Regions from separate parts of the Homo sapiens genome. Here region 2 is linked to region 1. The links are chromatin loops, found by intact Hi-C in ENCODE. Cell type or tissue: heart right ventricle. All regions are shown on one strand. Links, peaks and the distances in the headings refer to the core of each region. The heading gives the core; the rest is flanking DNA.

Region 1 (16,360 bases), core at 3,536-11,535:
GTCATTTTCCTATGCAGCAGAGACTCAACATTTTAGCCAGTTAGGGAGATAATGTATATTTTTTAAAATCACAATGCCTGGCACATAGTAAGCACTCAATACACGCTACTTATGATGACGATGATGGTTATTATTATTTTAAAAGGCATAGAAAGCATCAGTCCCCTGAATCAGGGGGACTGTGGGAAGTTTAAGATGAACACAGTTCTGGAAGGAGATGCTCTTCCCACTCCCGCCACCCATGCCGCGGAACCAGCCTCGGGCGGAGTGCATGCTGAGGAGTATTTTCATAGCCCCTCACAGCCTGAAGACATCCAGCGTGTCGCCAAGCAGATAAATGCACTCATGATCTCCTGCTGAAATTGGCACGTCCAGTGTAGAGCTTCGATGATTTATTTACCAGTGACAGTTCTGCTCTGGGGTGGAAGTGCCCTGGTTTGCTGAGTGGTTCATTCATTTATCTTGGTTGACAACGCAGGCCCGTGGGATCCCCATCTCAGCTCCCACCCATGCCTTCTCCTTTTGCATCCTGCTGCTAGCACTGAGGGCACAGGCGTGAGGGTTGGTGTTGTGTTTACCTTCCCGCCTACAGAAGCACCATCTGGGGTCTGCTTTGGGTGGGGAGGTCCTTGGGTGTGGTCATGGAGGTGGGGGCCATACATAGCATTAGAGAAACCATATTCCTATGATCATCCCTTTTTAAGATGCCATCGGAGTCAGATTGCTATGGGCTCAGATGCTGTCTCTGCTATTTATTAGCTGTGTAGCCTCAAGTCAGTGGCCTGACCTCTCTGAGCCTCAGGTTCTCCATCACCTGTTACGAGGGAATAATAATAATACCTATTCCCTGCTTTCTTGTGAGGGGAGATATGGAAAGCACCTGGCACCTAGAAAAGTGAGCCTGACATATGTACGAAGCTCTTAATAAAAGGTGGTTATTGTTCATAGCTTCATTCTTATTATTCTCCTGGGTCCAGCACTGTTCCCTGGTGAAGAAGGAGTTTGCTCTCAGGCTTATGAAATAACAGAGCTGGACTCAACTTACAGAAAAAGCCCTAGGCCAGGCACGGTGGCTCACGCCTGTAATCCCAGCACTTTGGGAGGCCGAGGCAGACGGGTCACGAGGTCAGGAGATCGAGATCATCCTGGCTAACCCGGTGAAAACCCTTCTCTACTTACTAAAAATACAAAAAATTAGCCGGGCGTGGTGGCGGGCACCTGTAGTCCCAGCTACTCAGGAGGCTGAGGCAGGAGAATGGCGTGAACCCGGGAGGCGGAGCTTGCAGTGAGCTGAGATCTTGCGACTGGACTCCAGCCTGGGTGACAGAGCGAGACTGCATCTCAAAAAAAAAAAAAAAGAAAGAAAAGAAAACAAAGAAAAAGCCCGGAAGCTGTGTTGAAGCTCAGACTCCCCCACACTTACACACTGTGATGTCAGGACAAGTTAATTCACCTTTCTGAGCCTCAGTCTCCTCATCTGTAAAATGGCAATAATGAAATGAGATACATTATGGAAAGTATCTGACATCAAGAGTACTCAGTGAAGATCAGTTTTCCGCCACCCTCTCTTACTTGCATAATACCTTATGATGTATGAAGGGTGGTAACAATCGTTATCTAACATGATTCCCACCCTAACACCCACTGCTCCAGGGACAGATTGTAATCCCTAATTCACAGATACAGGGGCCCAGAGAAGTGCAGCAACTCGTCCCAACTTATATTTATTAACTCAACAAATATTTCTACCGAGTGCCTCCTGGATATTAGCCATTGTCTTCAGTGCTTCAGACACATTGATGAATGGAACAGGTGAAAAATCCCTGCCCTTGTAGAACTTACATTCTAGAAGTGGAGGGAGATAATAAACAATGGAAGTCATGAATAGATAAATTACAGAATATGTCAGAAAGTGGCAAGTGGTGTGGAAAAAAAAACAGATCTGATAAGGGAGATCGGGAATGATAAACAAAGGGGAACAGCTACAGTTTCAAATGGGGTGTTCAGGCTGAGCCTCACTGAGATTATATTTGAGCAAATATTTGATGGAAATGAGGGGCTCAGCCATGCAGATGTCTTGAGGAAGAGCACATGCAGGATGTTCAAAGGCCCTGGGGTGGTGGTGTGCCAGGGGCATTCATGGAGCAGCAAGGAGTGGAGTGGGGATGGGGAGAGGGGAAAGTGATGAGGCTGAAGGGGCACAAAGGGAACAGGGTGTACATGCAAGTTTGTGTGCATGTGTGCGTGCGTGCATGTGTGTGTGTGCCTGTGTATGTGTAGGCATGTCTGTGTGTATGTGTGTAGGGAGAATCCTTTAGGGCTTTGTAGTCATGATAAGGACTATGGATTTTGCTGAATAGAGGAGCCTTAAGAGGCTTTGATCTGAGTCATATTTGAACTGAGTAATATTTTACCGAGGTCAATCCAGCTTTAGTGTTCAAACTGACTGCAGGGTATACATCAACAGATACGTGTATGCACAGCATGTCATATCCATACAATGTCATATCCATACAATGTGGAATATTACTCAGTCATAAAAAGAAATGATGTTTCAATATATGCTATAACATGGAAGAACCTTGAAAACATTAAGCTAAGTGAAAGAAGCCTGACACAAAAGAACAAATATGGTATGATTTTACTGATATGAAATGTCTAGAGCAGGCAAATTTAGAGACAGAAAGTAGATTAGAAGTTCCCAGGGGCTGGGTGCAGAGAGAAATGAGGAAGTTGTTGCTTAATGCTTACAGAGATTTTTTTTTTGGACGATGAAAAGTTTGGAACATAGTGGTGGTGGTTGCACAGCATTTTGAATGTACTTAATGCCACGGAGTTGTTCGTTTGTGAAAATTATTTAAATGGTATATTGCATGTTACATATTTTACTACAATAAAAATTTTAAAAAAAATTGACCAGGCATGGTGGCTCATGCCTGTAATCCCAGCACTGTGGGAAGCCGAGGAGGGCAGATCACTTGAGGCCGGGAGTTCAAGACCAGCTTGACCAACATGGCAAAACCCCATCTCTACTAAAAATACAAAAAAATTATCTGGGTGCAGTGGCACATGTCTGTAGTCCCTGCTACTCAGGAGGTTGAGACATGAGAATCGCTTGAGCCTGCGAGGCAGAGGCTGCAGTGAGTTGAGACCGCACCACTGCCCTTCAGCCTGGGTGACAGAGCGAGACTCTGTCTCAGAAAAAAAAAATTGACTGTAGGGACAAGTGTGGAAACAACCTTTGCTGTAACATAGGCTTGGATCAAGGTGGAGGCAGGGGAGGTGGTGAGAAGTGTTTGGACACTGGATACATTTGGCAGCGAAGGATTTCCTGATGAATTGTATGCAGAGTTAGTAATTCTTGGGGCAAGACACAAAACGTGGGTCTCTTGAACCCTCCCCTGTACCCCAGGATGCACAATGAGTGTTTTGTGATGACTGCAGGTCACGAGCCTCCCCATGTTTCCAGCCTCTGTTGTCCTTGCCAGGACTGGGTTTTGGATTCCTCTGGCTCATCAGGGGCACATGGTGCTAATTCCACAGAGGGGGCATTCTGGGCTGGAGCCCTTGAACGTCAGCCACGGTCCTGGGCTTGCACCAATCCTGCCTGGGCAGCTCCTCTGTTTGTTGCATCACTCTGGTTGCCTGGGAGATGAATTCCCAGGTCATGAGCCCGGATTAGGGCTGGGTGGAGCAAGATGGAGCAGATGAGCTCATGAACAACACTGTTGCTGTTTGCACTGTGGACCTTAGTAACCTGCCAGAGAGAGACGGGCTTAGATCTTGCTCCTCCTGCATTCGGGCACCATGGACAGAGGAGGTCCTGGAGGGACCAGCATGGGTTTTAGGCTCAGTCATCTCTAGGTTCAAACCCCAGCTCTACTTTCTAATTCCTGTGTGACCCTAAGCAGATGGCTTTCCTTTTCTGATCCTCCGTTTCCTTAAATTGAGATGATACCATCCATCCACCTCCTCGACTTGTTGTAAGGGTTAAGTAATAAATGGATGACTGGATTTTGTAAAGTGACAATTGCTGGACAACAGAACTCATATGGCAGAGGACAGTATTGGCAGATACAGATCAGAGAGTATGGACAGCAGCTTGGTGACAGCTGACAAGGAGAGAAGTCTAGAAGAGCTCTGGGGTTTCTGCAGGGAAGGTGTTTGTGCTGAGTACTAACTTGGGGGAAGGAAGGGAAGGGAGCAGTTTGCAGGGAGAGATAGTGGATTCTCCTTTGGAGATGTGCAGTTTGAGAATCCTGTGAGTGGTGATGTCTAGGAGCCACCTGAAGCCTCAGAGAGCTGATCTGGAAGGGACTTGGGTGTGTTAGCTTAGAGAAGGCTGTGGAATGTGTGGGATACTCCCAGGAAAATGCACAGGGGCCTTAGGAGGGGACTCCAGCACAACTGCATTTATGGGACTCTTCTAGGAAAAGAACTCTGCAAAGGAGAATGGGGGTTGGGGGAAGAGGGGGAGAGGTGAAAGGACTTGGCCAGGGTCACAGAAGGAGTTAGTAGTTTGGCTGGTTTAGAACTCAGGTGTCACCTTACAGGTAGCATGGGAGATGCTATGCTGCCCAGCCTGACATCTCTCTCTCTCTCTCTCATTCCCTCTCTCCTAGTGTACTTACTATAGCTTAGCAGCTGGTATTCTTTGTTTTTAAGTGAAAGAAACAGACTTTACGTAATTTGGGGAGAAAGGGATGTGGGATAGTTCATTTAATCGAAAAGAAATGTTGAACACTATTTAGATGTCAGGAAGGACAGAATGGGGCCACTCTGGGGATCTGGAGCAAGGAAAATGGACATCTCAGGACACTGTCTCTGGAATGAATCAGCTTCAACTATTTCCCATCCTCAAGTCTCTCTGCATGAGGTTCAAATTCCCAGGAGAGAGGCTCTGCTTGGCTTAGCTTGGGCCATGTGCCCACCCCTAGTGAAGGAAGGTTGACGTCCTTTGATGGACGTTCCCAGTGAATCTGCACAAAGTGGTAAGAAAGATGTCCCAAAGAGGTATTGAGGGACTATGACCAGAGTAAAGACACATAAATGCTGCCAGGCAGAAGCCACAGGTGTCTACCCACCCCCACTCCACCCCAGGCCTGTACAGGGCTCTCTGGAGCCTTCAAAACTGGGTTAGAGGGCATTCCCTGGAGGAAGTAAGACCTGAACATAGAAGAATGTGATTGGCCAACCTGATTAATTCATCACTACCCACTTATACCTGGCAGGATCCCCAAGGAATGCAACAGAAGGTGGAACAGGGTAGCTTTAATGAGAGGGAAAAGAGAGGAAAAAAAGGCCTTAGCCATTTAGACTAATTAGAGATGAGGGAGGGGTGGGGGAAGGTAGGTCTGTGCTGCCAAAGTGCTTTTTATTTGCCAGCAATTGCTCTAAGTATTTTACATATCTTAATTCATTTATTCCTTTCCGCAACTCTACAAGGTACTCCATCATCACTCCTATGCCAAGGAGCCTGAGGCACAAAGAAGTTAAGAAATCTGCTCAGGGTCACCCAGCTAATAAATGATAGCACAGAATTCAAACCAGGGCCGTCTTGCTCTGGAGTGTGTATGGATAACCTCACACGGCTACACCAATGCCATGTTCTAGGACAGGAAATAAAATTTGCATCAGGTGATATATTAAATCAAAGATTTCCTTATGAGAATCTCTCAGACCTAACAGCTGGGTTTACTTTTCTTGTTTGAAATGCAATCCATTCTCTATGAAGAATATTTGAAAAACACAGAAAAGCACTGCTCCTAGTTCGGGCTGTTATAATAAAGCACCACAGACTGGGTGGTTTATAAACAGTAGAAATTTATTCCTCACTGTTCTGGAGGCTGGAAGCCCACGGCCAGGCTGCCAGCATGGTCGGGTGGTGGTGAGGGCCCTCTTCAGGTTGCACACTGCCAGCTTCTTGTTGTGCCCTCACATGGGAGAAAGAGGATGAGAGTGCTCTCTGGGGCCCCCTTTATAAAGGCGCTAATCCCATTCATGAGGGCTGCATTCTTATGGCCTAATCACCTCCCAAAGACCCAACTCCTAAAACGATCACATTGGGAGTTAGGATTTCAACATGTGATTTTTGGTGGGATACAAAACACACAGTCCATAACAAGCACAAAGGAAAGAGTAATGTGAACACTCAACTTCTTTACAGAAATAGTGGATTTTAAAACAAAATAGAAAGCAAAATTGTATTTATTTTAAGTTTTAAAATTTTTTTAGAAATGGAGTCTCATTTTGTCGTCTAGGCTGGAGTGCAGTGGCATGATCTCGGCTCACTGCAACCTCTGTCTCCTGAGTTCAAGTGATTCTCCTGCCTCAGCCTCCCGAGTAGCTGGGATTACAGGCGACTGCCACCACGCCTGGCTAATTACTATTATTATTATTATTATTATTATTATTATTATTATTATTTTGACACAGAGTCTCACTCTGTCACCCAGGCCGGAATGCAGTGTCATGATCTCGGCTAAGTACAACCTCTGCCACCCAGATTCAAGGGATTCTCCTGCCTCAGCCTCCCGAGTAGCTGGGATTATAGGCACCCACCACTGCGCCCCATTAATTTTTGTATTTTTAGCAGAGACAGGGTTTCACCATCTTGGCCAGGCTGGTCTTAAACTCCTGACCTCGTGATCCACCTGCCTCGACCTCCCAAAGTGCTGGGATTACAGGCGTGAGCCACCGCGCCTGGCTAATTTTTGTGTTTTTAGTAGAGATGAGGTTTCACCATGTGTGCCAGGCTGGTCTTGAACTCCTGACCTTAAGTGATTTGCCCGCCTCGGCCTCCCAAAGTGCTGGAATTACAGGCATCAGCCACCGTGCTCGGCCAAGAAATAGTGGTATTTTAAAACAAAATAGAAACGCAAAGTTAAATTTATTTATTTTAAATGGAATATCATACATACTGATTATTTGAGGCTGGCTCTTCCCATGTTATTTCTGTGACAATAAATCATCTTCAGGAGCATGATATTTAGTGGTTGCATACTGTTTCAGCCGTTTGTCCAACTGATGCCCTGCAATTGAACCACTTCTGACTTCCACTTATTCATGCATATAAAAGCAGCAGACAGGGCAGTCCGCATCCCCCAGCTCCCTTTTACTGTTTCTGTATATGCCTCCCCTGGCCTCAGGGTGCTTTTGTTTCCATGAGTTTGCACCTGTGACTCTTCTGTGGAGGACTTCCCTGGGGCTACTAGAGCCATTTTAGGCACAGGGTCAAAGGACGTGATGTTTATGTCCTGACTGGGAGTTCACAGCCGCACTTCCACCCCAGGGAGATACTAGACAATGGGTGTTGGGTGCAGAAGCATTAAAGCCCAGCTCTCTTGCCTTAGGTTGGAACAAATTCACATTCACTCTAGGGTTTCTTTATAGTGGTGCTGTCCAAAAGCATATAGCAGGCGTAATGCTAGCCACTTTCGAGGATAGATCACAAAAGACACGTTGGGCTTCTGCCTCATTCTCTGTTGGCTCACTTGCTCTAAGAGAGGTCAGCTGCCATATCATGAGGATTCTAACGCATCCCCATGGAGAGCCCCACGTGGTAAGGAACTGAGGCCTCCAGCCAACAGCCACAAGAGTGAACTTAAAGGCAGACCTTCCAGCCCTGGTCTAGCCTTCAGATGGCTGCAGTCCCTGCTAACATCTTGACTGCAGATTCATTTAAACCAAGCTCATCCAGCTGAGCCTCAGCTGAATTCCTGAACCTCAGAAACTGCAATCATAACTGTTTACTGTTTCAAGTCACTAAATTTTAGGGTAATCTCTTATGCAATGACAGCTACCAGCTATATCTTCCTCTTGGAGGTTCACAATGCACATCACCAGACTAAAGAGGAGTATTTAACTTTGTCTAACCTAGCACCTCCCAAACTTATTTGACTGCAGAACTCTTCCCATCTCCTTTTCTGCTGATAGCATCCACTCTAGGAACTGCTGATCTAGCATGAAATCTTGGACACAGCCAGAAAGTCTCCATTTCTGTCCCTTCTGCAAAGACATTCTTTGTTCTCCAACAACTGTGTCTGTGCTGGCTTAGATCTGAGGTGTGTATGGGCCTGTGTGTGTGTGTGTGTGTGCATACATGCCTGCCTATTGGTAGTAAGCTCTGTCATCGTGTCTGCTGTGGATTTTGTAAGCTGTCACTGTCAGATCCAGAACAAGCTGGTGTGTCATGCAGGCACAGGAAAAATGAAATTGTCCCATATCAGGTCACTAGGCAACGTTTCCAAGACAGCTGGTCCTTGTCATTCCTCTGCTCTCTCTGCTTCTCTCAGCTGCTGGGATGGTGATAATAACTAAGCAATAGCCCTGTTTTTTTTTACAAACTTGCAATCATCCCAGCAATTCTTTGGGGGATATTAAACGTGATTATTAATTATTCCCATTTTATGGATAAAGAAACTGAAGCTCTGAGTGAGAATTAAGGGTTTCATTTGTTTTAAACAACACACACCTACTAAATCCAAGCATTATCATTCCCTCTGCCAGAAACTCTTAACCCTTCTTTTCACCCTCCCCGCTCCCTGGCCTAGCTAACACATTGGTCTGGAATAAGCCTGCTGTAGTTTAAAACTGGCTCATCTCTTCCAGGCTGTGGGATCTTGGGCACATTTCTGGATCAACTGCCTTCCAGGGTTGACTACAGATTACATGAGTGTGAAGAGCATAGACAGTGCTTTGCAGCTAATAACATTCAATAACATTATTATTATTACTCCCCCTTCAGGTTTCGACTGGACATCATTTCTTCCATTTCTTCCTAGAAGCCCCCAGTAACTACCACATCCAGGCTGGGTGCAGGCAGAGGCCCATGTGTGTGTTCCCCAAGGCCCAGTGCTATAGCTGCCATATAGTAGGCCAGTGTGTGTGTGTGTGTGTGTGTGTGTGTGTGTTTGTGTGATATTCAAAATCTTTAGCTGGTAGGACACGGCACTGATCTTTCAGAACAGCCACTCGTCCAAAGGCCTCCTGCTGAAGAGATATTAACACTTCAGCTGTTGATTCTTAGAGGGAGTTGGAGGTGATGGGGGCGGTGGCTATATTTGAAATTGTAGCCAGGTGTGGTGGCTCATGCCTGTAATCCCAGCACTTTGGAAGGTCAAGGTGGGTGGATCACCTGAGGTCAGGAGTTCGAGACCAGCCTGACCAATATGACGAAACCCTGTCTCTACTAAAAATACAAAAATTTGCCGGGTGTGTTGGTGGGCATCTGTAGTCCCTGTTACTCAGGAGGCTGAGGCAGGAGAATTGCTTGAACCTGGGAGGCGGAGGTTGCAGTGAGCCAAGATCATACCACTGCACTCCAGCCTGGGCAACAGAGTGAGATTGTCTCAAAAAAAAAAAAAAAAAAAGGAAAAAACAAAATTGTAGGTACTATCATTATTTAGATGTGGACAACAGAAAAGGGGAAGATTGCCATTGAAAACATAGCTTGTTATACTCAAAGATTCTAAGAAGTGGGGGCACCCCACGCCACGGGGAGCCACAAAGGGAAACTCCAGGGTCCCTCAGGAGGCAGAGGGAGTAAGAAGAAAATGTGAGCAAGAGCCTTTATTATGGCTTCTGCGGGAAGGAAAGGGTGAAGCAGGGCATGCAGGTTTTGAATTGGCTCGTTTGAATAATTGCAGCAGGCTCTGGGACATAGGAGCTGTCTCTGCTTCTCTGGTTCCTGGCCCTGGGTGATTAGGGCAGGTGGAGAGTGAGCCAAGGGCTGAAAAGCACAATAAAGGAGATGGTTGGGGGTCTGGGTTCTGGAGGGTTTGGTTTGCATATGAAAAATGTGCTCCTCTCCCAGAGAGTCCTTTTCTATCTCCAGAAATTGGCTGGCCCTGGGACAGGTAGTCCCTCCAGGGTTAGCCAGAATCCAAATGCCAAAGCATTAGAATAAGAAAACATGCTTGATACAGGCCAGGACCCTGGGGGTCCTGAGAGGCTCAGGCAGTGCTATTCACCAAGCGGTAATGAGGTATTTCATTATTTGAACACTGGCATACTGTACCTGGGCATACCACTTGAATTTAGTGCCAAGCACAAGTGCTCAGTAAATACACAGCGAATTGCTGAGTTGGGTAGTGAGACTTGGAGCCTCTGTTGCCCCGCCCCCCATATCCAAGTCATCCTTAGAGAACGGCAATGGCAATGCCCTTCCACATGGCTGCCTTCCTCCTTCCCGAGGGAGCCACCAGGTAACCCACATCTGCTTATACCTGGGAGGCCTTCCAGCTATGGGACAGGTGGGTTTGCTCAGCCAGCCTTCAGCAACCTGAGAGCTGGGCCCACAGCAGGCCTTGAGACTCCCACTGCTTCTAACAACTCCTAGGCCCAGGACATTTGTTGGGAGGGGACCTCCAGGCAGCCCCACATTCTGCCAGCTCCAGGTGTTGGCTCATTTAAGAGACAGTATTGATTTTCACATTATGATGCACTACCCGTGAAGCACTGAAGGGAGGGGTTGGAGGAGAAGCCAGCCACCGATTGCCGGAATTTATTTTGAGACACATTAATTTGTTTCTTCCCTTCAAGGTCAAATCAAGTCATCTCTATACATCACCATTGGCAGCCAGCTGGCTAGAAGGCAGTTGGGAGGGGGTGGAGGTGTGCTGCGGATAAAGCTCTGTCAGAGCTGGGTCAAGGCAGGGGGCTGCAAGAAGGTTCTGGGCATCTCCTCTCCCAGTATCATCAAAGTGAGAGCTCAGGAATAATACTTCTCTGTCATTTGATTGGAGATCTCCAGGGAAGGGTCAAGTCATCTATTTTGATGCCAAGTCTTGTGTCTTTGAGCTCGAACCTCTCAGAATGGAAATGAGCCAGGTTTCTGGGTTTTGAAATCATGCCTTTAGCCTAATTTCCCAGGGTGACCCACACTCACCATTTATTTGTTCATCCATCCATTTAATAAATATTTATTGTTTCTGATGTGCCAAGCATTACATTTAGCATAAAAGACAGTAGCGGACAAGACAGACAAATAAAATGCCTACTCTTTTGGAGTTTCCATTCCAGGGTGTATCTATGCAAGTGATGTGTGTTGAGGGTAGCTTACGTTTTAATAGGCACGTGTGTTTCCAACCAAGCAAGCACAATTCTCAGAAGTGCTTTGATGGAAATACAGCAATGTGATCTATGTAATAGTCGGTGATTGGAGGTGGTGATTATGAGGCCTCTCACAACATTGTGAGACTTGAGCAAGCAGGGGTAGGGTTGGGGAGGGGAGATCTGAGGAAATTAGGATAGGAATAAGGCAGTCAAAGAGCTGGGGGCCGAGTGTTCACAACCTAAGGAAAGGAGAATGCAAAGGCCCTGGGGTGAGAAGGACCATGGTGTCTGAGGAGCAGAAAGGTGGCCAAGAGATGAAGTTGGAGACCGGACAGGGGCCAGATCATGTGGGACTTTGAAGGCAGTAGAATGGAGTTTGGATTTTATTTGTTCAATCAATCCATTCATGTATCCATCTGGCAAGTATGAAATGCTTCCTCTGCACCAGGCACTGTGTTATGAGATAGGGATACTGGAAAGAAGCACCAACGCGTGTTCTCTGTCTGTAGTCTACCAGGGGAACTATCTGGGTGTCTGGGAAAAATCATACTCTTTTGAGATATTTAAATAAAAATGACTCATACTCCTATGAAGTACCCTCTCCAAGAGCCTCTCAGGAGACCATTCTTGTGGTTCCGTCTCCAAGTTCCTGCCCATGAAGAATTCTCTCCATTTACCTTGCTCTGGACTATCCTTGACCTTGATCCATCCTCACCCACCAAGACCGCTCATACTAAGCACCTAAGGGTGTGTAAGACTTCCCTAAAAGTGGTACTGGCATATGAGTTTTATACCACAATGCAAAGAATTTAAAATTAAATACTGTGCACCATATTTTAGTTTCTGATTCCCCCCACCACCTGGCCTTCCTCACTGATCACCTCTCACTGAAACTGCCTTTGCAAAATTATAACTGAGGAAATTGTGACAGTGAAAGAAATCAGACCTAACCGACTCTATCTTGCTTCTAACCCTAAAGCTGCCCTTGTTCATTCCTGGGTGTAGGCCGAACTAACTTTGGGAAGGAATTCAGTTCATGGTTTGACTCTGACACAAATTTGACAAGAGCCCTTTCCTGAAAAGACCCCCTTCTTGCTTGGGGACCAGTCTGCCTTTGTAGGACTAACAAATTAGCTACAAGATTAGAAATTACAGTTTAGGGTCATGCAGCCTCTGGTTCCAAGAGTCTGAACCTCCCCAAATTGCTCCTGGGGGTAACATCACTATTGTAAAACCTAAGATCAGTGCTTGAGATATTTTGCAGACCTCGCCCTGGATGGACCAGCTGACGCCACCCAGACGGTAATCTGGCCCAACCAGTTCTGCCATCCCACCCAGGAACGGAAGACATTAAGAAAACCTCGGCTGGGTGCGGTGGCTCACGCCTGTAATCCCAGCACTTTGGGAGGCCAGGGTGGGTGGATCACGAGGTCAGGAGTTAAAGACCAGCCTGGCCACCATGGTGAAACCCTGCCTCTACTAAAAATACAAAAATTAGCTGGGCACAGTGGCAGGTGCCTGTAATCCCAGCTACTCAGGAGGCTGAGGCAGGAGAATCACTTGAACCTGGGGGGCGGAAGTTGCAGTGTGCCTGCACTCCAGCCTGGGTGACAGAGAGAGGGTCCTTCTAAAAAAAAGAAAGAAAGAAAGAAAGGAAAGAAGGAAGGAAGGAAGAAAGGAAGGGACGGAGGGAGGGAGGGAAGGAGGAAAGGAAGGAAGGAAGGAAGGAAGGGAGGAAGGAAGGAAGGAAGGAAGGAAGGAAAGAAGGAAGGAAAGAAAACCTCACTTTGGCACCCTGTGATTCCATTTCCAACCTGACCAATCAGTACTCCCCAAATCCCAAGTCCCTACCCACCAAACTATCTTTAAAAACTCTGATTCTCGAATGCTCAGAGAGACTGATTTGAGTTCTCCTGCACAGCCGGCTCTGCGTGAACTACTCTTTCACTACCGCAATTCACCTGTCTTGATAAATCAGCTGTATCTAGGCAGCAGGCAAGGTGAACCCATTGGGCAGTTACATCACTACAGTCCAGCCATCCAACACGTTGCCAGGCCCCCTTGCTTTAGAGCCCTTGCTCACTTGCTTGGGAGGATCTGTGTGGTTCTCCATGCCCTTGGCTCCGGAACCCTCTCATGGATGGGCTTCTACTCTACCTGCTTGGGGTCTCACCATTCAGTGGCCTAGAACTAGAGAACTTGGAAATAACAATCTTACTTTCCTCCTCTCACCAGGCTCTTAAAAGTGGGAAGAAACAGTATCTAACACCCAGCCCAGTGCCTTGCACATGGTAGGTGTCCAGTAAATGTTTGTTGAGCAAATATCAGATGGGTAAGGATTTTCCCCTAGGCTTGAAATGATTCCTCCTCCCTTCCTTGAAAACAGAGTAGCTAGGATCAGTTTTGATTTTTGTTATTGTTATTATTATTTATCTGCTACAAAAATACCTAGGCTGTTACAATATGATGTGTTGTGTTGGGATAAGGGTAAGTGAGAGGGGGCTCTGGCCTGCCTGGTAGGAGACCCAGCAGAGACCCCAAAGAATTAGCCAATGAAGAGGGTGGGACAGTAATCCTTGGAAGAGAGAGAGTAGTGTATTCAAAGTCCTGGTAGCAAGAAAGCACCTGTCTGGTTAGAGGAACAGAGGGAAGTTAGGTGGGGCAGGAGGGAGAGAGTAGGGGTTTGAGCTGTAGTGGAAAAAGGTCACCCAGGGACTGATCCAGCAGCCTAATAAGTCTTGCAAAGAAGTCTGCACTCAATCCTGTAAACAATGGGGAACCATGAAAGGATTTTAAAAGGAACATGCCTTTTGCCTTGGCTCATGTGTTTTCTTCTGCCTGTGAGGCACCTCCCTGCCCCAAACCCTGCTTGCTCAAGTCCTATATCTGTGCCTGATCCTCAAGCCTGCCACAAGTGAACCCTTCTCTAAGAAGACACCCCTGATCCCCCTGCGCTCCGCAAAGCCCCAATCTGAAACACCTCTTTTCTCTTCCCATAATTTGGATGGACTCACTTAAGGCACACATCTTTTGCTTTGTTAGGAGAAAGTCAGAATAGAGTAATAGTGAAGAGTGAAGGTCCTGAAGTCAGGCTGCCTGGGCCAGTTGCTTACCAGGTATATGATTTGGGGCAGGGCACTTCTGCTTATCTGAAAAATGGAGATAAATGCTGGACCTACCTCGGCTGGGTGCAGTGGCTCACCCCTGTAATCCCAGCACTTTGGGAGGCCAAGGCGGGTGGATCACTTGGGGTCAGGAGTTAGAGACCAGCCTGGCCAAATGGTGAAAATGTTGTCTCTACTAAAAATACAAAAATTAGCTAGGCGTGGTGGCAGGCACCTGTAATGCCAGCTACTGGGGAGGCTGAGGCACGAGAATCACTTGAACCTGGGAGGTGGAGGGTGCAGTGAGCTAAGATTGTGCCGCTGCCCTCCAGCCTGGGTGACAGAGTGAGACTCCCTCTCAAAAAAAAAAAAAAAAAAGAGAGAGAGAAAAGAAAAGAAAATTGGACCTACCTCGTATGATTGTAGTGCAATTAAATGTATTAAATATACATAAAGCACCCAGCATGGTGTCTGCACAAATCAAAGATTCAGTGAGGGCCACTCTTTATTTGCCTGTCTCTGCTACTGAACTGACAGCGCTTTGCAGGCTGGGATTGCAACTCATGGTTTGCTATGCCCTTGGCTCCTAGTACAGGACCCAGCAGAGTGGGTGTTCAGTCACTTATTTTGCTGTCTTTTGGGGGTTTTGGAGGTGTCCTTGAGAAGCAGCCCAGTAGCTCCTTATTGACCTTCCAAAATAAAACATATAAGTTCAAGTTTTGCTGTCATCACGTGACTTACCCAGGCCACTTCTCTCTTGGCCTCAAGTGTTTTCATTGCAAAAATAACAGCATCTACTTCCTAGAATGTTGTGGGATTAAATGGGATTGACTGCAGGGATGGAGCGTGTGACCCAGGCCTGGCCAATCAAAGCACTGATTTCTTGACCTACACTTGGCTCAGGGATGATCATATGATCAGGCTGGTCCACTAAGAATGACTCTGGAATAAGTAGCAGGGCACTGTGGCTCACGCCTGTAATCCCAGCACTTTGGGAGGCTGAGGCAGGTGGATCACTTGAGGTCAGGAGTTCCAGACCAGCCTAGCCAACATGGTGAAACCCTGTCTCTACTAAAAATGCAAAAATTAGCTGGGCGTGGTATTGGGTGCTTGTAGTCCCAGCTACTTGGGAGGCTGAGGCAGGAGAATCAATCGCTTAAATCTGGACGGCAGAGCTTTCAGTGAACTAGAGATAGCTCCACTGCACTCCAGCCTGCGTGACAAAATGTAAGACTCTGTCTAAAAAAAAAAAAGTAAAAAAAGAATCACTATCCAAAATGGCAGACGCTGTGGGAGAAGACTGGCTTTTCTCCCTCAGGACTGGAATGTGGATTGTGGAGCTGTAGTGACTGCAGCTACCTTGTGGCCCCGATGAGAGGACATGGGGCATGGAGGGCTGAGAGCGTGGGAAGCGGGGGCAACAGGGAGAGTGGCAATGAAGCCACTACTGCAGGGCCACGTCAGATGGAGGGAAACAATTCTGTTGATAGCATTAGTGCCCCGAATCCAGCTCTCCTAGCAAGCAGCTCTTATCCCAGACTTCTCAGCTATGTGCACCAATAAAAACCCCTTTTGGTTTAAATTAGTTTGAGTTGGGTCTCCTGGCACTTACCACAGCAGCCCTTCTCCCTCCCACCCTACAGTCAGGGATCTGTGTTCCTGGCAGCATCCAAACCCGTGGCAGCCACAGCACTGTTAACTGCCCTCAGAGCTGCTAGGCCTCTTTCCTCCTTCCTAGCAGAACCTTGTTTTGTTCAGGTAGCAATGTTGCAGGCCTCAGAAGATGTTGATCCAAGCCTGTCATGACCATCCTTTTCCCTTTTGGCAGAAATTGGTCTCAGGGTAGGCATGTGACCCACTTTTGGCCAATGAGATAGAAAAAGAAGTCTGCTGGGAGCTTCTGGACGATATCCTGCTCACTGATAAAAGAAGCTAGGTGATAATACCTTTTTATGACTTCCTTCTATTCCCCATACATTGTCATATGAGGATGAGATGCCTGGAGCTGCTGCAGCCATCTTGTAACCATGAGGATAGACTGTGACTATGTACACTTGTCAGAGATGGCAGAGAAAAAAATGGAAATATCCTGGGCTCTTGGTGGCATAACAGCTGAAAAAAAAACTGTGTATCTACTTACCTCTAAACTTTTTGTGAAGTTAGAAAACAGCTATTTATATCATTTAAGCCACTGTTCATCA
Region 2 (16,360 bases), core at 2,017-10,016, 54 kb after region 1:
TCCTGGCCAGGGCTCAATTTTTGAGTCACAGACCCATTGCTTCTCACAAAACCTTGAAGTTTTCTTTTCTTTCTTCTTTTTTTGTGCCACAAGATGATGGTTCTTTCCATATGCCCAGGCCTGAGCTGGGCCCCAGGATGATGCTGGTAGAGGCTCCTAGCAGGCTGATCTAGAGAGTGAAGCCCCCTTACCCTCTTCTCCTCTTCCCCTAGGCAAGCAGGAAGGACAAGGTATAGGAGCCCTCACTATTTGTCACCAAGAAGGCGGGGAGGGCAGGTGGTTGGGGGAGGCTGGCAGCGCGAAGGGGCCCCCACGGGCAGCTGGCTCAGGGGCACTTAGCGCCTCGTGCTGGAGTAGCTGTCTGCTGAGCTGTAGCTCCGGCTCTGGCTCCTGCTCCGGCTCCGGCTCCGGCTCCTGCTCCGGCTCCGGCTGCGGGAGCCCGGACTAGGGCTGCGGGAGCTAGAGCTGCTGCTCGTGCGGGTCCGGCTCCGTCTCCGGCTCCGGCTCCGACTCCGGCTCCGGGAGTAGCTGCGGCTGGCCGAGCGGCTACTGCTGCTGCTGTACCAGGAGGAGGTGCTGCTGAGGCTGCCGGATGAGGAGGGGCTGGGCCGATAGTAGGGGATGGGGCGTTTCCGGGCACTGCAGAGACCAGAGAGAGGAGGGATGAGGGCCGGCCCCTCCGTGCCTCCCCGCAGCGAGCCCCAGTCTTGTCCCAAGGGAAACCAATATCCTCCCTTTCCCCAGTCCCTTAGGAAAAAATACTCCCTTTCCACTTCTCTTGCAGTGCTGAGAACACATCAAAGTAAAAGTCTCAGCTTAGTGCTAGTATGTCTTGAAAAATGATTATCTCACTTTTTTCTTTCCCCCATGAAGCAAGCCTGGAGCTCAGAGCCTTCAGCTTGCAACAGAATCTACATCTAAACTTTAATCATAGTTTTGTTTTCCTATTTTTACTTTTACTAGAACCATCTATTTATGGCAAAAGAGGCTAATTTTCCATTTACTGTACTGTATCGTTTCCTTTAGAAATAAATGTATGAACCTTTGAAAAGAGTCATATCTATTTAAAGAAAATTAAGAATAGTACAGTTGATAAACAGACAAGTCATATGTGGTCAAGATACTGGTGAATGACTAAAGATTGGGAAACACTGAATGGGTTAATCAAGATGAATTATTTGAGATTGACTAAAGAAACTAGACAGCCATTTGGAAATGCCACTCTCTATCTTAGCTTTCCTCTAGGTTGACCCCAAAGATAATAATAATACCAACAACTTCTATTTTGTGCTTATTATCCTGGCCACTTAATAGCTGTGTGACACTGGATCAAGGGAGTGGGTTTAGAAATTATGCTAGGAATTATATTGTATTATATTATATTAATTACATTTTTTCAGACAGGGTCTCGCTCTGTCACCCAGGTTGGAATGCAGTGGTGCGATCTCGGCTCACTGCAACCTCCACCCCACTCCAGGCTCAAATGATCCTCCCACCTCAGCCTCCCAAGTAGATGGGACCACAGGTGCACACCACCATGCCTGGCTAGTGTTTTGTATTTTTGGTAGAGACAGGGTCTTGTCATATTGCCTAGGCAGGTCTCAAACTCCTGAGATCCAGCAATCCGCCTGCCTTGGCCTCCCAAGGGTTTAGGAATTCTTTACAAGCTGAGGCAGGGTGCCCTGTGGGATATTGGAGAAGGGGACCCATCACCCCAGCCTTGCTATCTGGGAAACACATTCTTTTTCCTCCTCCAGGTCATCTCCAGGGAGAATCCCTGATTCCTCAGTCCAGTGTCTGGACTGAGTGGCAGATGCCTGGAAGGCCAGCAGGAAGAGCCCAACCCAATCTTAGGGCAGCATTCAATCATTCTCCCAGCTTTCAAGGCCTGAGAAATTTGCTTGCACTCAGACTTCTCTGCTAGAGCTTTTCTCTTCTGAGGCCTTACCTGTTCCAGGAACGGTATCCACCTATTCTGACCATTCAATCAACAATGGCACATTGTGTACTCTGCATTCAAGTTTACAAAGCACGTTCACATCTTTTTGCCCCTTTTCATTTCATCCTCATGCTTCTGGGAGTTATTTCTTCCAATATCTCATGGGTGAGAAAACTGAGGCTCAGGAAGGTAAGAGCCTTTCCTAGGTCACCTGCAAAGTGGTACATTCAGGATTCCAATCCACATCCAGTGCTCTCCGGCTTATCCACCGTGGCTCCCTCTAGGTCCCTTTGGGAACTAAGCAATCCTGTTTGTCCTTTCCACACTTGGTTCAAGGTATAATTACATATAGGTTTATTTAAGCCTGACAGCTGAGTGTACAGGTCTGAGGGTAGAGGTCTGTCTCCGCTGCTCGGGATCCACCACCAGGCCAAGGTCCTGCTCCATTGCTTTGGCCTCCATTCCCTGGCCTGACGCCACTCTCTCCCCCAGCTCCGCCTCCCCGGCCCCAGCTCCACCTCCCCGGCCCCAGCTCCACCCTCAGGCTTTGGCCACTCCCCCATGCCACACCCGATTCTTCAGGCTGGCCCCGCCCCCTTCTTGCAGGCCCTGCTGGTTGAGCTGGGAGACTCAGTCCCAAGGCTTTGAACAGACACGTAATTTCAATGATGTTGGGGTTGGGGGGACCATAAGCTCGCACAATCCTAAATCCCAGCCCCAAGGAGGCCTAGGGAGAGCCTGAGGCTCGAATGAGTAAGAATGGGAGTGGGAACGAGGATGAAGGTGGGTCCCCCTTGCCCCCTGGCCTCACCTGGTTATCCTCCGGGCCTCCAGGTGGCTCGGGGAGTCTCTCCGGCGCTTTCTCATAGGCGAGTAGGACCGACGTCTCCGACGCGCTCGCTCGCGCTCCCGCTGCTGCGAGTCCTTCTCACTGTATTTGGGATCCCGCTCCCTGAAGGGGCGCGGGGGGTTACTGGGGAGCTGGGGCTGGGCTGGATTTTCTGCGTGAGCGCGTGGGAGAGGGACACTCCCTTTCTTTCCCACCCCACTGGGTCACGGGATGGGGTCTGCACGTTGCCGCAAGGGAGACCGGAGGGAGGATGACGGGGCTGCGGTAAGAGTCTGCGAGGGTTGTTAGTACCGTAGGGGTGGGGGCTGGGCTTGTGCAGGGGTGTCAGCATTTGCAGGTGGGCATCATAGCAGGGCAGGTGCTGCAGGGGTGAGGACGTGAATGTTACGCAGGCCCTGGTGCGTGGGTAAGAACTGGGGGCTCTGAATATGGGGACGGTCTGTAGAGGCTGAGGGCTGGGGATGTGAATTCTGGGGTATGTCTGCGGGACTGTTTGGGCTGGAGACATTAGGAAACAAGGGTATTTGATGCCTCGCTGCCACTCCTGATTGGACAAAGGGAACTGTAAGAATGCTGAGTCAGGGTCAGACCTAAGAGGAAGAAGGCCCGAGAACGGGGAGGCGGGGCCAGAGAGGAGGATCAGAGCAAAGGGGTGGGGCCTAGGACGGGCCTAGTTTGAGGGGCGGGGCCGGTACCTGCTGGGGCTGTAGCGGGAGTAGCTAGGGCTGCGGCGGGACCTAGAGCTTCTGCTGGGCGGGCTCCTCTTGCCAGACTTGGAGGAATAGCTGGGAGAGCGGGAGTAGGACCTGGGGGAGAGGTAACAGCCTCTGAGGAGCCTGCTGAGTGTCCGCCTGGGTTATCCAAGACGGCTTGAGCTTTATTCAGCGGGTCCCTGGGCAGTGACCTTTTTCTTTCTGGAAGCCAGGCAGAGGAACTGGGCCCCGATCAAAGAATGAAAGCCCCTCCCCACCGGTGGTTAATAATAATACCAACAACTTCTATTTTGTGCCTACTATCCTGGCCACTTACTAGCTGTGTGACCTTGGCAGATGATTTCGTTTCCCTGGGCCGTTTTCTTGTCTATAAAATGCAGGTAATAATAGTCCTTACCCTAGACAATTGTAAATTGAATGAGTGAATTCGGGTAAATCACATAGCATATTGGCACCTATGCTAAGTATCAATTAGACAGGACATAGGAAATGTTAGCTATGACTATGACATATTTTATTATGTGCCAGACATTGAACCAGTGCTTTGTGTGTATTATTTAATCCTCAACACATCTTAGGGTTAGGTACTATTATCAATTTCATTTTATAGATGGGGAAACAGAGGCACAGAGAGATGATGCACTTCGCTAAACACAGCTGGTAAGAGATGTGAACCCAGGACTGTTTGCCTCTAAGCCAAATTTAATTCACGTCTGTTTGGTTTCAAAGTGCTCTTGATTTTTGTAGACTATATTGTTGTGCATCTACATGACTAATCCTTATGCTCCTCCTAGTCTTCTTTGCTTTCTGTTAATGCCTCCCACTTTTAGAAAACAGGGGCAGGAATAGCTCTTCCCTTCTCAGTGCCCTCAGCAGTGTCCAGCTATGGTCACTGGAAAAATGTGCTTTTGCCAACTTATGCTTTGGCTATGCATTGAGAGATATAAGAAAGAGTCAAGATGAAACCTGTTTTTGGATACTTTGAAAGGATATTATCAGAATTTCCATTCACTGCACCATATAGAGTCCCTTTTCTGTGGAGCCATCTGAGTCATTTTTCATAGAATTAAAAACCTGAAATAGCTGCTCTTCTGAGCAACTGGTTCAATTCTTATCTTTTTTTTGTTAATAATGTAGTAAATGAGGGAGTAATTTTCCTCTTTGCTTTGTCTGTCAGGGAGCTCAGACGTCATATTTGCAGCTTACCTCCATAGCAACTTTACAGAATGGTAGGACGTACTTTTGGGACTGTCTCCTGACTTAATTTTATATTTCTTTCCTTAATTTTTCTTTTAGCCTGATTTGCTCTTCTATTTATGTCACTCTATCATGTTGAATATTTTCATCAGTTGCCTTGTCTCATTTTTTGGAATGGACCAGTCTTGAGATGACCAGCTAAATAAGCAACTGTTTTTTGATTGTATAGTTGCAAAAGAGGAACAATCAAGCTCCTATTGGGAATTTCTTTTTGCAGAGGAAAGCTGGACTCCCTGAATTTATGGGTTGATTCGTTTGGATAGAATCTTCCGATTTCTGAGATTTCATGTCTCATTCTGCTACATTATTATTCTACATGAGGCAATCAAGCGATTACCAATAGCTATTGAAACTGGGTAGCAGAATGCAAAAATGGCCATAATTTTTCTTCTCCCAGTGTCCACATCCCCTGCAATGTGACTTTGCAGCTCCTTTCACTGAGAGGAATACCCTTGAATCTGTACTGGTCTTGTGACTTGCTATGGCTAATAGAATAGCAGAAGGGATGCTAATTACTTCCAAGCCTAGAAGCCTTGCACAATACTGTGCTCTCTCTTGGAATTCTGCCATCACCATGTGAACAAACCAAGACAGGCCTGCTGGAGGAGGAGAGACCTCATGGAGTAGAGTGATGAGTCAGCTGGGGTCTTTCAAACTCTCCAGCCCCCAGCCAACCCACCAGTCAATCAAAGGCGTATGAGTGAGCCCAATGAGATCAGAAGAACCACCCAGCTGAGCCCAGCCCAATTGCTGATCCACAGGATCAGGAACTAAGTAGCACTTGTTTTAAAGATGCTAAGTTTGGGGATAATTTTCTATGCAGAAGTTAATTGATACACATTAGCTCATTCTCATGCCAATAGCAGCAATAATAACTGATATTCATTATGTTCTGTGTACTGTTCTAAGTGCCTTATAGCCCTCAGAACAATCTTTTCTGGTAAGAATTGCTATTTCTTCATATTGCAGATGGGAAAACTCAGGTTCAGAGAAATTAACTGACTTTCCCAAGGCCACCAGCTCGAAATGGGCAAAACGAGTATTCAAACCTAAGTCCGTCTGACTTCTCTCCCCCATGGGTCAAAGGACATCTGCAATTAACTAATTTCCTAAGGAGAAAGGTGCTGCAGAGCAAAGGTCAAAACCACACTCACCTTTTTTCAGAAGAGGTGGATCGGCTTTGGGTGTACCTGGGGGAAGCCCTGGGATTTGGGGATCGGGACGAGTGACTGGAGGATCGGGTGCTGGCATAGGAGGAGCTGCGGGAACACCCTTTCATGGGTGAGCTCCGGGCTGTGGATGGGACCAAACTGGACTTCTTCACTTCGGCACATTCCAGACACGGTGACTGAAATCCCCTGCAGGTGGGAAAATGTCCATGAGCACCGACTGCCCACTACTCTGGGAGCATCTTGTTTGAATACCTCCCTACCTTGGCCTAGGCTGTGGTGCTCTCATAGAACCCTCTTTGCCCCTTTTCCCATCCTATTCTCTCTGGAAAGACTTCCCAGGCCACATATGTTAGAGGAGTAGAGACAGAAGATACCTTAAAAGTAGACAATTCAGGTTAGCATTTCCTCAAGTGTGAAACACATACCGCTGGGGCCACAGTGGAGTATTTTAGAATGTCATCAGGCATGGGCATGATGGTAAGTAACATCAGATTACATGGTGAGAAATTTATTCCCTGTCTAGTCTTTTTCTGTCCTTCTGATTACATTAATGAGGAAGCCCCCATTGGGTGCTAGTTGGTTTGTAACACCTCTCTAACACTTTGTAATCTCTCTAAGAGAGAGGAGCACACCTCAGACTCAGCCTTGGTTAGGCAACTGCAACTAGTAGGATTAAATCCATTGTTTTAATCATATGTGTTTTTATAGGTACCTTTTATTTAGGACATGTGATTCTTTTTTTGAGACAGAGTCTCACTCTGTTACCCAGGCTGTAGTGCAGTGGCTGACTGCAACCTCTGCCTTCAGGGGTCAAGCAATTCTCCTGCCTCAGCCTCCCGAGTAGCTGAGATTACAGGTGCATGCCACCACACCCAGCCAATTTTTGTATTTTTAGTAGAGATGGGGTTTCACTATGTTGGCCAGACTGGTCTCAAACTCCTGACCTCAAATGATCCACCCGCCTTGGCCTCCCAAAGTGCTGGGATTACAGATGTGAGCCCCTGTGCCCGGCCAAGGACATTTGATTCTAATTTTCTATTTCAGATAGTACTGTAATTTTCCTTTTACTTATATATTAAAAATGAGTTTATTAAAGTAAACAGGAATATCAGTAGTACATGGATATGGTAAAAATCAAGATGACCTGTTGTTGGTTTAGTTTTGGGAAATTTTGATGTAACCCATTTTGCAGTTGGAGGAATTGAGACCTCCCAAAAGACAGAGGCTTCAGGATTATCAGAAGGCTAGAGTGCTGTCTTCTGTACTCCCACCCTGCCTAGGGCCAGGCTGACCTCTGTTAGGTGCTCAGTGAAGGCATATTTATTTGGATTGGGCCAAGAATCAAGTTCAAATCACATTAATATGGTTTTCAAGGCTCACGATGGCCTGGCACCTGCTCACCCCTCCAATCTCAGGTCTTGACTCTTTCCTCTCCTGACTCCAGCTGTCATAGACTACTTATTCCTCCTGAAATATCCCTATTCTCTTCCTTGTCTCCAGGCCTCAGAACATTCTGGCTGTCTGCAAACCCTCTCCATTCCCTCTTCATCTGGCAACTCCTACTTATGATTCTGGCTTTAGCTTGACCTCACCCTTTCTGGAAAACCTTCCTTGACACCCCCGTCCCCTGTCTGGGTTGGGCGACCTCCAGTGTGTTACCACAGACCTTAGTTCTATGTTTTGCCTATCCCTATATGGCTTACTTAGTCTTATACTTGTAGGCTGTCTCTTCTGTCCCAGATATTGAGCTCCCTGGAGACAGCTCCCTGGGGACCTTTTCAATGTTCTGAGAATTTCACAAGCATCATTTCATTCCCAACAACCTTCTGAAGCCGACATCATTATTTATTTATTTTTTGAGACAGTCTCGCTCTGTCGCCAGGCTGGAGTGCAGTGACGTGATCTTGGCTGACTGCAACCTCCGCCTCCCAGGTTCAAGCGATTCTCCTGCCTCAGCCTCCCGAGTGGCTGGGACTGCAGGTGCGCACCACCACACTCAGCTAGTTTTTGCATTTTTAGTAGAAATGGGGTTTCACCATGTTGGCCAGGATGGCTTTGATCTCTTGACCTCGTGATCCACCTGCCTTGGCCTCCCAAAGTGCTGGGATTACAGGCATGAGCCACTGCGCCCAGCTGCCAATGCTATTATTACCCCCAGATTTACAGAGAAGTCTCAGAAGGGTTTGTTATTTCCTCAAAACCACCCAGAGCCCCAAACCTTGATCTGTGCAGCTCCAGAGTCCCCACCCCTCCCACCTCACCAGCTCCCTACCTTCAGTGTCTATGGTTCCTTTGATTTAGAGCTGATGTCTCTTCCACTCAGCCCATATTTATTGAGCCCTCTCTGCTCATAAGTGGCATGACATAAACAGTCATGGACTCAACCATCATTTATATTTCAAAGTGAAAGGCTGGGTCTAAATTACTTAATTTGGCTGTCCATGGAGATCAAATTAAACAGGTAACTGCTAGATGTCTCTCAGGCTTTAGTTCCTGTTTGGGGGACATATTTGTATTTGAATTCTGGTGCTGCCACTTATTAACTGAGTTTCTCAACCACTCTGAGCCTCAGTTTCCCCATCAGGTAAAAAAGGGTTACAAATAGTACTGTCCTATAAAGGTTTTGAGGAGCTCGGGAAGATTATTTCTGGAAAGCATTTGGCAGTGTACCTAGCATGTGATTTGGGCTCAACGAATATGAACTGCCGTTATTATTGTTGTTGTTATTGCTATTTCAATTTTTCCTGCATAATAGCACTGCTGTATATCAGTAAACATGTGTCCTCCTCCTCCCTTCTGGGAACTTCACTGCCTGTTCTTGGAGACACTGACATTGGCTCTGGCCCAGCTCAGGTTCTCAGTCAAGCTTGGGTGTGAGCTGAGGCCAGGGATGACCTGGGGCAGGCAAATGGGAAGGCAGTTCTGCATGTGGATGTCAAGCTGTTTGTCCAGGACTGAAATGGGGTATGTGTTAGGGACAAAGAGTGCTCTGTCTTTGAAGAAGCTGTTAGCTGCTTCAGTGCTAAGGCGTTAGTCATCTTTTGAAAATTTTGGCTATATGGAACAAAGGCAAACTCCCACCCTCAGAAGTAGAAAAACCTCACTGTTAGCATGACAGAGGGCACCAGCAAAGCTTTTCCACCCATCCCGCAACTGTGCATCTGCCTCATTAATTATAAGCTCCTGAGAAAAAGGACTGTTCCATTTTTAAATCCCCAGCACCAGGCTGAGTGTCTGGCAGAGAGGACTTGCCTGATAAACAAGTTGAGGAATAAACAACAGAATGAATGGTACAGACTAAGTGATCAGTAAATTTTAGTAGCTATTATGATGACAGTAACCTCAGTGATTAGCATTTTGTTGTGATTTCTTGAGTGAGAGAGTTAAGCGGATGACGAAGTAGAATTACAACTGGCTCATATGCATCTGTGTGGAAGAGTTTTCTGCAGGAAAACTGCATCTAGTGAGTGTGTTAAGATGGGTAAAAAAATGGAGAAATCTCAATGTTCTCTGATATGTTGATAAATTATACTATGGTATATCTGTATCTATAATTAATAAACTTTATTTTTTAGAGCAGTTTTAGTTTCATAGCATGATTGAATGGAAAGCACAGGGAGCTCCCATATACTTCTTGCTGCTACACACGCACAGCCTTATTCCCCACTATCAGCATCCTCCACCAACGTGGTCCATTTGCTACAATCGATGAACCTCCATTGACACATCATTATCACCCAGAGTCTATAGTTTACATCAGAGTACCCTCTTGGTGTTATACATTCTATGGATTTGGACAAATGTATAATGACAGTTATCCACCATTGTAGTGTCACACAGAGTAGTTCCATTGCCCTAAAAATCCTCTGTGCTCTGCCTATTCATCCCTCTGTCCCCTCACCCTCTGGCAACCACTTATCTTTGTACTTTCTCCATAGTTTTGCCTTTTCCAGAATGTCATACAGTTGGAGCCATGCAGTGTGTGACCTTTTCACATTGGCTTCTTTCACTTAGTAATATGCATTTACATTTCCTCCATGTCTTTTCATAGCGTGGTACCTCATACCTTCCGAGCACTGAATAGCATTCCATTGTCTGGACGTATCATAATTTATGTATTCATTCACGTACTGAAGGATATTCTGGTTGCTTCCAAGTTTTAGCAATTACAAATAAAGCTGTTGTAACATCCAAGTGCAGGTTTTTATGTAGAGATAAGTTTTCAATTCATTTGGGTAAATACTGTGATATGTTCTTTTTTTTTTTTGAGATGGAGTCTGGCTCTGTCACCCAGGCTGGAGTGCACTGGCGCAATCTCGGCTCACTGCAAGCTCCACCTCCCAGGTTTATGCCATTCTCCTGCCTCAGCCTCCCAAGTAGCTGGGACTACAGGCGCCCGCCACTATGCCTGGCTAAATTTTTGTATTTTTAGTAGAGACGGGGTTTCACTGTGTTAGCCAGGATGGTCTCGATCTCCTGACCTCGTGATCCACCCGCCTCGGCCTCCCAAAGTGCTGGGATTACAGGCGTGAGCCACCGCACCTGGCCTGTGATATGTTCTTAAATGACTTACAATTAATTTAATGTTAGACTTTCTTTCATTTTTTTTTTCTTTTGAGATGGAGTTTCACTCTTGTTGCCCAGGCTGGAGTGCAATGGTACAATCTCAGCTCACTGCCACCTCCGCCTCCAGGGTTCAAGCAATTTTCCTGCCTCAGCCTCCCGAGTAGCTGGGATTACAGGCATGTACCACCACACCCGGCTAATTTTGTATTTCTAGTAGAGACAGGGTTTCTCCATGTTGGTCACGCCGGTCTCGAACTCCTGACCTCAGGTGATCCACCCGCCTCGGCCTCCCAAAGTGCTGGGATTACAGGTGTGAGCCACCACGCCTGGTCAATGTTCGACTTCCTTCTAAGATTACTGGTAAAATTGTCATCTGTTTTTTTGCCTGCCTAGCCTCCATCTCTCCTGATACCAATAACCTGGCTTTTCCTGTAGAGGAGTGTGGGAAGGTTCGACTCATTAGCCCTAGTGATGGCATCTGACACATTCTGGCCAACAGCATAGCATCCCCTGGGACAGTGATGGGCAGATGACCTAAGCTGGGCCAAACAGAACCAATAAGCACCTGCCTTGGTGTTTGGCTGAAATCTTTGAGAAAGAAGCATTGTTTTCCTGTTGGCTGGCTAAACCAATAGAATGTTAGCTGCTTGGCATATTTGACAATGCTTTGGGAGGATCTGCTTGAGAATAAGGCCAGTAGGATGAGGAAGCAGAATAAGAGATGTAATGAGAAAGACGGATTTCCAGCAACATATTTTTGAACCCCTGAATCCAGCTGTACCTGAAGCTAGTGCCACTAGTGTTTTAAAACAAGCCAGTCTGAGTTGAGTTTCATCTCTCTTACAAATAAAATAATCTTGGGGGTGGAGTGGGGGAGGCTGGGATGAGAGCATGAGAAGGTGGAGCTAAGGTGGGAGACCGTCTACCCCCGACCCTGTGTGGTGCACTGACCTTGACTCTCTGCCCCTGCTGGTGGGGGAGAGATTCTCCAACATGGCCCCCTTGTTCTGGGGTGAGGAGGTGGTGAAGGAGTTCCCTGAATCAGAGGTGTTGCCACTGTTGAGCTCCCGGCTCTTGCTCAAGCCCCCACTGGGGCTCCCCTTCTCCTGGCCCCGAGACCTGGCTGAGCTGGTTTGCGTGGAGGGTGGCGAGGACGTGTCATTTCCTGAGTCGTACTCCTGGGAACGTCCTCGCGAGGTGGTGAGCGGGCTGGCTGTTTTGGTAAAGAGGTCAGCAGCAGACCCCGACCCAGTGATCTGAAAGCAAAAAGACCCGTTGGACACTGCTGAGCGCTGGGCCCATGGGCTGTTTCTAAATAACCAAGAAATGTTTACCGTCATGATGCACTGTAACGAAAGGAAAGAGAGAGAGAGGAGAAGAAAGAAGAGACGCCAAAAAACAAAAGCACAAATTCCTGAAGGAATACCACAGAAAGGAGATTTTTTTTTTACCCCCTGCTAGGATAACTGGAAGATTTAGGTATCATGCAGAGAAAAAGCATGCGATTCAGATTAAACAAAAGAAAAAGGAAATTATACAAAATTTAATTTCTAATGAATTAAACAAAAGAGTCAACTCAATAGAAAGGGGGTGTAAACACCCTTAACCTAAAACAATAATAAAAAATAAAGGAAGGGAAAGGGGAAAAAGAAATGGAACTATGGGCCTGAAAAAATATATCTTGGAAATTAAAAATAAAAGCAGATAAAGCCAAAATTTTAAACTTCAACCAAATCCTCAATTAATTTAACAATTTTTTTTGAAAAGAAAAAGTTGCCTGAATAGAAACCTAAACAAATATCACATGGGGAAAAGAAATGAAATAAAGATGAGAGTTTGTTTTTTGTTTTTTTAAATATAAAGTCAAGGTCGCAAACTGACATTTTAGCAGTTTTCAACTAAAGGGGAAAAGAAAGGAGGGGACAAAAAAAATGGAAGTTAAACAGTCTGACCAAAAATAAACGAAAAAAAGGGTCACTATAGATATTTGTGTGTGTCCTTTTCCCCTTGTAGAAGGTAGCTAAGGCTCTTGAGTGGCTTCTAATAAATTCTCTCATGTCTTTGCGGATTATATCCACTTACCAAGCAAGAACTCCTCCTTTAGTAGGTAGGTAAGGTGTAAGAGAAAGGGAAGAGCGGGCAACGTGAGTCCATCATTAGAGTCGCAATTGACAAGAAAAAACACACACCTTTCTGCACATCCTCAAACTTGGCCCTGAACTTTGAGTTTTGGTTTTTTAAGTGCCCTTGACGGGTGGGGGCATCAATTCTGTTTTGGTTTTGTCATAAAGGGGACCTAACCTAGCCAACCTAATCAATCCCTTAGGGCCCAAGTTGGAGCAGGAAACCCTTGTGGAACATGCCAGTGGCAGCTAGAGTATTGCATCTACTACCTAGGTGTGAATATTGAGGGGGCACGAGGGAGGGAGGATGCGCTTGCAACAGAGGGCTTTGGAAGGGGCTTGGAAATTGGGCTTTGGGGTGACTGGGAATAAAGAGGGGCCCCGAGAACCCTGTCTAGGGCTGATCTAGGACCAATGAAGGAGTAAAGGAGGCGATGGAAAGCCAGCACTTGGGAAGGCGGGCACGCGTTTAGAAGCAGGATGGCGAGGGGTTTCTTTAAATATTCAGACCTGTTGTGGCTGGGATGACACAGTTAAGTTTGATGCTGGCCTCTGCCAGCAGTACCATGCTTAGCTGCGGATGGGAGGGACCCCTGCCCTGGGCCTTCTCCAGAGATAACCATCCCTATGGGATGAGAAATCTGGGGGACCAAGAAGGCACCCCCTTAAGACTGCTGCCCGCCTTAACCACTCTCTGGGTACCTGAGATCCCAAAATTCTCTGTTTAAATGACTCCTATGCCACTTTCCAGGTCTCTGTAGACCTCATCCATGGATCCATTCTCCTGCAGGTAGACCATGCTTCAAGTGTCCACACTTCTAGGTCCAAGGGTAGCTATTTGGACAGAACTTGGATGTTCAGGCTGAGGGGTCTATATGCATGTGTGTAAGCCCCATCATGGTGTTGGATGTGCCAGATGCAGAGAGAGAAAGGGATGGTTCCAGGGCCAGATTCTCCCGCCACTGCCATGTCATATCCTGGCACTCTGAAATGGTCCAAGGGTCTAAATTCATAACTAACTTTCAGATCATTTTGAAGGTATGTTGACCAAGATAAGAGAACATATTAAGTTTGCTGACTTATTTATAAACATTTAGACATCTAATTTGTGGGTCTTCTTCTATACCTTTGCTCTGACCCCACAAATGTTAGGGCAGCTTTCACCATAAAAAGCCTACTCTTTCCCCAAACTTTATCTTGTGCATCTTGGCCCTAAAGGAGGGGGGACTTCTACTTCTGGAATTTCTTAAGAACTATTTCTGCCTTCTCAGCAATTGGTCATGAGGGTGAAACACAGACACATTGGAACTGTGAGAATAGCATAACTCCTGTGGTCAGGATGTCAGCTCCTGGGGCTGGGGAGGCAGGAATTCCTTTGTAGATTCTCCCAGGAGGCTTTGCATACAGGCAAGGTGATAGTCTAGCTTTAGCAAGTTCTGTCCAGCACAGCTGCCACTTTACCTGCATGGCACACTGGATAGCTTTGCTTTGGGAGAAGGGACCTCAAAATAAGGTTGCTCTGGTGGAGTTTTCTAGAGTGAGACTTTTAAAACAATAATGTAAAGGCCCTGTTCCCATTCAGTCCTCCTATTTATTTGTCTTCTTGTTTTGCATTTTAGATGCCACATCTTTCTCAACTCTGGAGTTCAATGGTAACACATGTATCTCCACCACCTCTGTCAGGAATGTATCATGCCAGGCAACTAGACCCTGAGATCTGCGATCTCTGGCTTGGGCTTGGTACAAAGATGGGATCATGGAATCTTTGCCCCAGAGATGGTGAGTGGTTGGTAGCCAGTGTATTACAAGTGAATCCAACAAGCCCATCCTGGAGGGAGCTAGGCTGGAAGAACTCAAGGACAGGGGCCTGTGAGTACAATAATTTTCATTATCTTGTGGTTTGCTACCTGGAGGCTGCCAGGCTGGGCCTTTCTCTCCCAAGTACTTGTTCCTAGTCTTGACTACGAATTTCATTTTTCCTGGTGCACCATGGATCCCCGTAGGCAAGGATTTCTTGAATGTGAGGCCCCTCTGGGCTAGTGGATATAGAAGTGGATCTAGCCTTGTTCATCTTCTCAACCCAACACTCTGAGCTCACAGGGATACTTTCAGAGTATCACCACCTGGCTCTGACTTATCCACATGTAACTTGTGTGGTCAGAACTGAGAAATCTACAAGGCATTATGCTTTTCCATCATCACCAGAAAACAGGGATAAAGGCACTATTGAAATGTTCTCATTGGGTTAAATTTGGTGCCTGAAAATACCAACCTCTCCTGCATGTTTAAAAATCCCATTTCTTTGAATGGATCTAAACTCTTTGACATGGATGACAGTGTTTTTTACAGCCCGGTCCTGCCTACTTCACAAATAGCATCTCTTCCACACCATCCCACCCTGGCCCCCACAGCCTAAGCTGACTGATTCAGATTCGAGTTTTCTTGGTTCTGCCATCCCATCTTGTTCTAACCCCAGGCCATTTGCACATGCCATTTCCTCTGCCTAGAATACTCCTCTCTTCCCCACTTCACATGGCTAAATTTATTCATCCTCCAGGTGTCCTATCACCTCTTCTAGAAAGCCTTCTCTCATCCTCCAGACCAGGATAGCACAATACACTGCACTTCATTCATTCACTGAATCTTGAATTCACTCACTCATTCAAAAATGAGTGTCATTTGTTTGCCACAGCCCTGTTCCTCAGTACAGTAGTTGCTTATTTTATTGGCCGTCTCTCTGACTGGGTTTGGAGCTTGCTGAGGGCAGGGCCATGACTGGTTCAATGTTGCACCCCAGCATTCACCAATGCCTGGCACAGAGTAGGCACTCAGTAAATTTTGCCTAATGAACAAGTTTGCTCTCCGGTCCTTTGAAAGCCTCTGTGGGCCTGCCTGACTTCATTTATTGTAGAGACAACTGGGTGATCAGGCCCAGGTGGGATCCAGCTGGGTGTCTGCCAGCTTTGGGAATTTGAGAAGAAACCAGCCTCCATCACACTGAGAATCGTTCTAGGAAACTTGGAGACCCCTGGCTGAAGCTTGGGGTCTCAAGACCAGCTCGGCTGGGTGTGTGAGCTCGAGAGAACCTCTAGAATCAAATATTTATTTTTATTGATATATAATAGATGTACATATTTTTGGAATATATGTGATATTTCGATACATTCACATAATGTGTAATGATCAGATCAGGGTAATAGAGATAGATATCCATCACCTTAAACATTTATCTTTTCTTTATGCTGGGAGCATTCAAATTATTCTCTTCTAAGACCGAGCATGGTGGCTCACGCCTGTAATCCCAACACTCTGGGAGGCCGAAGTGGGTGGATTACTTGAGGTCAGGAGTTCGAGACCAGGCTGGCCAACATGGCGAAACCTTGTCTCTACCAAAAACTACAAAAATTAGCCGGGTGTGGTGGCATGTGCCTGTAGTCCTAGCTAGTTGGGAGGCTGAGGTGGGAGAGTTTCTTGAACCTGGGAGGTGGAGGCTACAGTGAACCAAGATCACACCACTGCACTCCAGCCTGAGCCAAAAAAAATTATTCTCTTCTAGTTACTTTGAAATATAAAATAGATTATTGTTTACTAGAGCCACTCTACTGTGCTATTGAACAGAAGGTCTTAGAAGAAAGTTTGAGGTCCAGACCCCTGGCAGAGAGAAAGAAAGCCCTCTGTTCTTTCTCTCATTCCCCCTGATACCCCTCAGACCGAGGACCCTGGGAGAAAGCACCCAGAGG

The links. A loop is a pair of places that touch in the nucleus more often than their neighbours do. Peaks named below come from ENCODE experiments on the same cell type or tissue, not always from the same donor. Only the 100,000 strongest peaks of a DNase experiment are listed, where the experiment ranks them.
Region 2: it touches region 1 in a loop (7-fold over the local background); 3 of 110 quality-filtered maps call a loop at or near these places.

The regions. Positions count from the first base shown.
Region 1 is chr12:119,196,123-119,212,482 of GRCh38, reverse strand. It overlaps LOC105370026 (a long non-coding RNA gene), which reads right to left and starts at 1,798. Exons shown (of 3, transcript XR_945438.3): 1 at 1,424-1,798. In heart right ventricle, for the core only: a CTCF peak has its summit at 5,911 (motif pointing left); DNase peaks (open chromatin) are centred at 3,612 and 8,142; H3K27ac peaks cover 3,763 bases.
Region 2 is chr12:119,140,774-119,157,133 of GRCh38, reverse strand. It overlaps SRRM4 (serine/arginine repetitive matrix 4), which reads right to left. Exons shown (of 13, transcript NM_194286.4): 9 at 11,449-11,753; 10 at 5,914-6,117; 11 at 3,485-3,595; 12 at 2,751-2,891; 13 at 1-639. The coding sequence ends at 336. It overlaps LOC112268101 (a long non-coding RNA gene), which reads left to right and starts at 6,039. Exons shown (of 3, transcript XR_002957434.2): 1 at 6,039-6,123; 2 at 14,240-14,489. RefSeq lists enhancers at 2,432-2,962, 2,963-3,495. In heart right ventricle, for the core only: no CTCF peak of the experiment used is centred there; a DNase peak (open chromatin) is centred at 3,433; H3K27me3 peaks cover 411 bases.